Regions from separate parts of the Homo sapiens genome. Here region 1 is linked to region 2. A link is a contact called in ENCODE Hi-C or POLR2A ChIA-PET data. All regions are on one chromosome and are shown on one strand. The core of a region is the stretch at or near the end of the contact, and the rest is flanking DNA. Distances in the headings are between cores, read along the strand shown.

The links. A loop is a pair of places that touch in the nucleus more often than their neighbours do. ChIA-PET counts read pairs that join two places held with the same protein, here RNA polymerase II (POLR2A). Pooled maps may share reads with other maps.
Region 1: a pooled map shows a loop between it and region 2 (4-fold over the local background). The contact joins the enhancer-like site here to the promoter of HACD1 in region 2. A Hi-C loop is called at or near these places in 5 of 50 pooled maps. POLR2A ChIA-PET finds 5 or more read pairs at or near these places in 3 of 52 experiments (A549, BJ and endothelial cell of umbilical vein).

What each region holds. Positions count from the first base shown.
Region 1 is chr10:17,509,297-17,512,999 of GRCh38, forward strand. No RefSeq gene overlaps it. Among named protein-coding and RNA genes, the nearest start is that of ST8SIA6, 57 kb to the left of the region's middle. Within about 2 kb of position 1,860, at least 11 of the 41 ENCODE cell types and tissues checked have a DNase peak (open chromatin) inside an H3K27ac peak, as active enhancers do; they include endothelial cell of umbilical vein, where a contact is called at or near this core.
Region 2 is chr10:17,615,339-17,618,903 of GRCh38, forward strand. HACD1 (3-hydroxyacyl-CoA dehydratase 1) reads right to left here and starts at 2,036. Exons shown (of 7, transcript NM_014241.4): 1 at 1,745-2,036. The coding sequence starts at 2,001. RefSeq lists a silencer at 1,577-2,236.

The DNA of each region.
Region 1 (3,703 bases), core at 610-3,109, 110 kb before region 2:
AACATTTCCTGACAGAAAAGATACACACAAGTCTAATGGATGGGAAGCTTTGCAGTGAGAAAGCCACATCTTCTCACTTCTGCATGGCACACCACTCTATGGGCTAGTCAAGTGACAAGCTGATTAATGCATCAGAGTTCCCCAGAAACTGCTAAGACACTGAAAACTGTTTCATGAGAACACAAATTTTATTCAGTAATGAGACTAAATATAATAACTGAGAAGAATGTTATTGCAAAATATCAGGCAAATGAATTATTGTTTTCATGACAAAGGTCTTCAAAGCGACAAGAGAGAGATTGTATATTAAGCAACTTTAGTAAAATATTCTGTATGTAATGAAATAAAAAAATTTAAATTGGGATTTGCACATCCTTGTTTTTGTGTCTAGATCAGGTTCTTGAAAAACCAACTTAATTGTGTATATAATTGATATTTATTAAAGTATAGATTTTAAAATATTACCCTATTAAATTGTTCACAGTGTTGAGGCATTTCCACTGCTTTGTTGTCAAAAACACACGTCTAACTTCTAATAATTCCTTAAAAGTTTCCTTAATTTTATTTTCCCTTCTATATTTCCACACTAGTGAACAAATTCATTTGGTAGAAATGGTATTTTAGAGATGATATTCAAGTACGTATTATACTTGGATGAAAATAAACAAAGTAATGATGACTTGTTTTTGAGTCTTTCAATTTTTTCATTCTTACTGTGGCTAGAGTACGACTATTCTAATAAAAACATCCTGTTTTAAAGAATCAAAACATAGCAAATGTATCACATTATATCGAGATTTGAATTTAAGATAATGAAAATTATTGCAAATAAAATAACAGCTTGTATTTGGCAATCTGTAGCCAGAGACTATGATATGACAAATAAAAATATTTTTAATCAGAGAAAAAAATATTGGAAAAGAATTTCCTTCTGTTAGCACAATTAATTTATAAAATGCTGGTAAATATCTACCCTTTACAGTGTGACGCTATCTATAAAGCTTTGCAGTTATTTAATTCATAAAGCAACTCTCCTTTTACAGGTAGCAAAAAAGAGATACTAAAAAACTGGCCTGTGGTCTCACAACCCACAAGGAACTTGGGACTCTAAAGTTGAACCTCTCACAGCACTAACCGCAAACAAGAGTTTTGGTGGCCTTTGTGATACCAGAGAACAGCTTCTCTTTTCTGTTCTAGTGCTTCAAGTTGACAGTGTTGCTAATGATTTAGGATCAAGATCATTAATTCTACACATTTTACTACATTAAAAAAATTTTTTTTGAGACAGGGTCTCACTGTGTCATCCAGGCTGGAGTGCAGTGTCACAAATACAGCTCACTGCAGCCTTGATTTCCTGGGCCCAATCAATCCTCCTGCTTCAGCCTCCTGTGTAGCTGGGACCACAGGCACGTGCCAACATGCCCATCTGATTTTTTTTTTGTAGAGATGGGGTCTTGCTATGTTGTCCAGGCTGGTCTCGACCTCCCAGGCTCAAGCGATCCTCCTGCCTCAGACTCCCAAAGTGCCAGGATTGCAGGTATGAGCCACTATGCCCAGCCCATTTTTGAAATAACATATGGAAAGCAGAGTTATGTTAGCAAAAATTCTTAAATTTGTAATGCCAACATTTCAGCAATTCTTTAGCTGGGGAAAAAAAGAAGTACTAATAGTGCAAATTCTTGGTTAAATAATTTTAACTAGCAATAAATTATCATTGTATAATATTTGAAAAAAGAAGGGAATGTTAAAAGACAATAATCCTGCCCAGAGACATCGTACAAAATTTTAGCAGCTGGATAGAAGTATTGCTGTTTTGCAGTGAGCCTAAGGGATTATTTGGTCCAGTTCCCATCTTCGGTAGCGAAGGCATTTTTTATCCAGTAAGGTTAAGTGACTTATCCAGATTGCGTGGCCACTAAATGGTGGAGAGAAGACAAGAACCTCAGTCTCTTGCTTCTCCACGTACTTTACCTTTCTGTGCTTGACAACATCCTTTTAACTTCTGTACAGAGAGGGGACCCAGCCTGCTGGAGGAAAGGCCCAAGAGAAGTCGCTGATCCCAGCTAAGGGAAGTAGACATGTAAGCCCCAAAGAGAATGCTTGCAATTTACAGACTAGCCAGAAATTTACAGCTTTTATCAAACGCATTCAAATACGTTTGAAAAACAAGAACGTCCACAGTCCGGATGGGTGATCATGAGTTATATCAGCCCATCTGCGTGATCATCACACTTCTGATATGACTCATTGTCACTTCAGAAAGTATTTGTTATGGTTTGAATTTCTGCATCTGTTTCTGGAAGTTGTAGGGGGAAAAGTTGAATTAACTTTGAATTATCAATACTACTGCAGAAAACTAAAAAATGATTTGCATTTATTTTATCTTATTTTTATTTTTGAGACAGGGTCTCACTCTCTCACCCAGGCAGGAATGTAGTGGTGCCATCACAACTCATGCAGCCTCAACCTCCTGGGCTCAAGCAATCCTCCCACTTCAGCCTCCTGAGTAACTGGGGCAACAGGCACGCACCATCACGTCAGGCTAATTTTTTTTTTTTTAAGAGATGTGGTCTCACTATGTTGCCCAGGCTTGTCTCGAAGTCCTGGGCTCAAGCAATCCTCCCATTTTGGCCTCCCAAAGTGCTGGGATTACAGGTGTGAGCCACTGTACCCAGCCAAGGTTTGTGATATTTTAAAACAAGGGCTAATACAAATTACTTGTAAAACAAGTCTCAAGTATATTTTTAAATTCTAGATTGGTTTTCTCCTTTATTCCCCAATCCTAGTGCCACTTCCAAGGCTACATATACTCACAGAATTAAAATAATTATAATATCCATCTAAAGAATATTTTTAATAGCATGACTATCTTGCCACATTCAGACACAAACAAGCTTATTACACATCTTTAATTTTATTACTTAAGTGCTCACTTGCCCAGAATTGCCCCCAAGAATTCTGGAAGTTTTTCCAAGAGGAGAGAAAACTGTGAATCTGATCAGTCCTGACTTTCATTTTCATTGTTTAATGCTGCTGCCAGATAGTTTCTTGAAGACCCTGTGTCATTGTCTACTCTGGTTTCCAATGATCCTACTGCTCAGACCGTGAAGTTTCTTAAAAGGAGAAAGATCCCTCTCTCTGTGGTACTTCACAGCAGGGCCCTTATGACTATAGTTCTTTTATTTGCATTCACCTACTCAGTGCCCTAAGCCCATGCAGACTAGCAGAAGCAGGAGCAATTTCCAGCCTCATCCAAAGGTTGCCCTGAAACCAACAAGCAAGGTCCTATGTTGATCCTGGCCACAAGCCCAGACAATCCCTTCCTGATATGAGTTCTGTCTTGGAAATTCCTGGTATCCATGCAAGCCAGCCTCAGACATTAGTCAGCACCACCTCAGTTCTCAAAGCAGTTCTTCAATAACAGAAACAGTAATGACATTAATACTTAAAAGCCTGTTCTAAGTACTTTGTTCATTTAATTCTCATAGGAATCCTTTCAACTTTTGCCACATTTTTCTGATGAAGGAATGGAGCTATCAAGAGATTAGGTAGCATAGCTTGTAACTGGCGGGAGGATTTGAACCTAGGAAGGCGGACTCCAGAGCCGGTACTTGTAACCACAGCTCCCTTAAATTCCAAAGGGAAGAGATTGAGGTCTCTGTTTCCTTGGAGGTTCCCGGAGCCCTGTGTAAGAATGTCCCTC
Region 2 (3,565 bases), core at 786-3,285:
CACAGGACTTTAAAGGACTAAAAATACACCTAAAATAACCAACACAGTCCCCTGCATAGTAAGTCCTCAGTAAATAACATTTGTATGAACTGTATTTGGCATTCAATATCATATGCTAAGCACATAATAGAAACTCAATCACCATAGGTAAAGATTTATTAAATTTTTGTCAATCACATTTTTCTATAAACCCTGGAGAAAGTTTAAAATATTAAGCCGGAAGTGGTAATCCCAGCACTTTTGGAGGTTGAGGTGGGAGGATTGCTTGAGGCCGGGAGTTTGAGACCAGCCTAGCCAACACAGTGAGAGGCCATCTCTATTTTTAAAAAATTAAAATAAAATATTAGGCCCGGTGCGATGGCTCACACCTGTAATCCCAGCACATTGGGAGGCCGAAGTGGGGGAATCATTTGAGGTCAGGAGTTCGAGACCACCCTGGCCAACATGGTGATACCCTGTCTCTACCAAAAATACAAAAATTAATGGGGCGTGGTGGCCCACGCTTGTAGTCCCAGCTACTCCGGAGGCCGAGGCAGGAGAATCGCTTGAACTCCGGAGGCTGAGGTTGGCAGTGAGCGGAGATCGCGCCAATGCACTCCAGCCTGGGCGACAGAATGAGTCTCCGTCTAAAAAATAAAATAAAATACTGTCAGGGCGGGATGGCTCACGCTTGTAATCCCAGCACTTTGGGAGGCCGAGGCGGGCGGATCATGAGGTCAGGAGATGGAGACCATCCTGGCTAACATGGTGAAACCCCGTCTCTACTAAAAATACAAAAAAATTAGCCAGGCGTGGTGGCGGGCGCCTGTAGTCCCAGCTACTCGGGAGGCTGAGGCAGAAGAAAGGCATGAACCCGGGAGGCGGAGCTTGTAGTGAGCCGAGATCCCGCCACTGCACTCCAGCCAAGACCGAGCGAGACTCCGTCTCAAAATAAATAAATAAATAATAAAAAGAAAAAAAGAAAATAGTAAACTTTTCCTCGCGTTTACATAAGTTAATACTTCGAGTGATAATGGGAAAATAACTTTTTTAAAAGGCAGTGCAATTGAGAAATGGAAAAGCATTTTCCCAACAGGTTTTGAGAAGCAGTTGACACAAAAGTCACTTTGAGAGCTCTGCGAAGAGCGACAGTCATTGTGTAACCTTAACTTGCAAAGTCATACTCAAAGCCAAAAATCAAGGTCCAGCTTATCAGCCACGGAGCCTGAGGCCATAAAGATGCTGGGCAGGAGCTCCACGCTGGGATAAGTGGGGTGGTTATTTCAAAATCGTCCCAAGTGACAAGCTCTAGGACGTGCTGTGCTTTAAAAAAAAAAAAAAAAAAAAGTCGCGGTGAAATTAACAGGGGCGAAAACTCTGCCCAGCGATCGCAGCATGAAGCTCTGCGCTCCCGAGACCATCGAGTGGCCAGGGCTGGGCGCTCCTTCAACAGCAGCGAAGGCAGCGGCGCCGGGGCAGCAGCCACCTCCCCCGCGGGCCGGCACCGCATTCCTGCCCGGTTCTATACTTAACCTCCGGCCAGCGCCCCGCCGTGCACCGTATTAGGCAATGCCAGGCGCGCAGGGCCCGGCCCCCCCGCCCGCTCCATTCAACCCCGGCGGTGGCCGCGGCGACAGCTCCCTTCCCCCACGGCCGCTGCCCGCACCCCCCGCGCCCCTTACACCCCGGCCCGCGCCCCCTGAACCCGGAACCTCCGCGGACCGCGGCGCGGGGAGGGCCCGAGGGTGCCCCGCGGCGCGCGTACCCCGCGGTCATGGCGATGTCGTAGAAGGTGAGCCAGGCGGTGGCCAAGACCCCCAGGCGCCTCCGCTCGCCGGGAGCCTCCCGGTCCTCGCCGGCCTCCGAGGCGCCGCCGTTGGTGCCGTCCTCGTCGCTGGACGCCATGGTGGCCGCGCACCTGGGGGACGTGGGAGACAGCGGCAGGAGCGTGGGAGGGGACCCTGCCCAGCCTGCAGCCCGAGAGCCGCTGCCCGCTGCCGCCGCTTCCGTCAGGCGCCCCATGTGCAGCGCGCAGGGGGCTCGGCGCAGCCAGCTCTACCGACCGCGAGGGGGAGGAGCGGACGCCCCCGGCCACCGCCCGTCACGCCCCCGCCCCGCCCCGCCCCTTGGGAGCGCGCGCCACTCGGGGGCCAGAACGCCTGGCCCTGGCACTGGGGATCCAGGACCCGCGAGCCCCGGCACGCTTTCCAGGCGGCGCTGTAGTTTCCGCTCCCGAGGAAAGTGCACCCGCCTCGCTAGCTGCGGGCGCCTCTTCATAGAGAGACGCCCAGACGCCTTGCGCCCTGGCGATGCGCACCCTGCGAGTGCATTTAGTGGGGACACAGGGAACGCACCTGAACTTGGCGTGGCTCTGCCCTGCCTGGCCTTTTGTAAGGCAGTTTCTCAATACGCAGGCAGGGAGCGGGATCTTCCCGCCACTCATTCTTTTCTTTTTAGAGATGCGGTCTCAGTCTGTCTCCTAGGCTGGAGGGCAGTGACGTGAACATAGCTCACTGCAATTTCGTGAGCTCAAGCAATCTTCCCACCTCTGCCTTCCAAAGTTCTGTGATTACAAGCCTGAGCCACAGCGCTGGGCCAAACATTCATTCATTCTTAAGAGCTTCTGGGGAAGAAACGCCTATTTCGCCCTGTTTCCCGTTTACTAGCGAGTCCAACAGGTCTTCCAACAGTGAGAAGACCGTCCCACTTGAGTGATTTTTTTTTCCTTTTTCATTTCTTATTTTTTTTTTTTTTTACAGTCTGGAGTGCAGTGTTGTGATCTCGGCTCACTGCAACCTCCGCCTCCCTGATTCAAGAGATTCTCCTGCCTCAGCCTCCCGAGTAGCTGGAACTACAGTCATGCACCACCACGCCCGGCTAATTTTTGTTATTTTTAGTAGAGACGGTTTCACCACGTTTGCCAGGCTGGTCCCGAACTCCTGGCCTCAAGTGATCCACCCGCCTTGGCTTCCCAAAGTGCTGGGATTACAGGCGTGAGCCACCGCACCCGGCCTCACTTGTGTGAATTTTACCGGAGCGTGTGTGTGTGTGTGTGTGTGTGTCTGTGTGTCTGTGTGTCTGTGTGTGTGTCTATTTACCAAGTGTCAGGCCTCTGAGCCCAAGCTAAGCCATTATATCCCCTGTGACCTGCACGTATACATCCAGATGGCCTAAAGTAACTGAAGAATCACTAAAGAAGTGTGGCCGGTTCCTGCCTTAACTGATGACATTACCTTTTGAAATTCCTTGCACCTACTGAAATACAACCCCCAAATTCCTGAATCCTCCCATTTTATTAGCTGTGTGAACTTGGACAACGTAACCTATCCATGCCTCAGTTTCCTTAGTGGAAATAATTTTTAAAAATCGTGAGCAGAGATCGCCCGTTGCACTCCAGCCTGGACGACAGAGTGAGACTCTGTCTCAAAAAAATAAAAAAAAAAGGAAAGGAAGGCTGGGTGTGGTGGCTCACCCCTGTAATCCTAGCACTTTGGGAGGCCGAGGTAGGCAGATCACTTGAGGTCAGGAGTTTGAGGCCAGCCTGACTAACATGGTGAAACCCCGTCTCTACTAAAAATACAAAAAT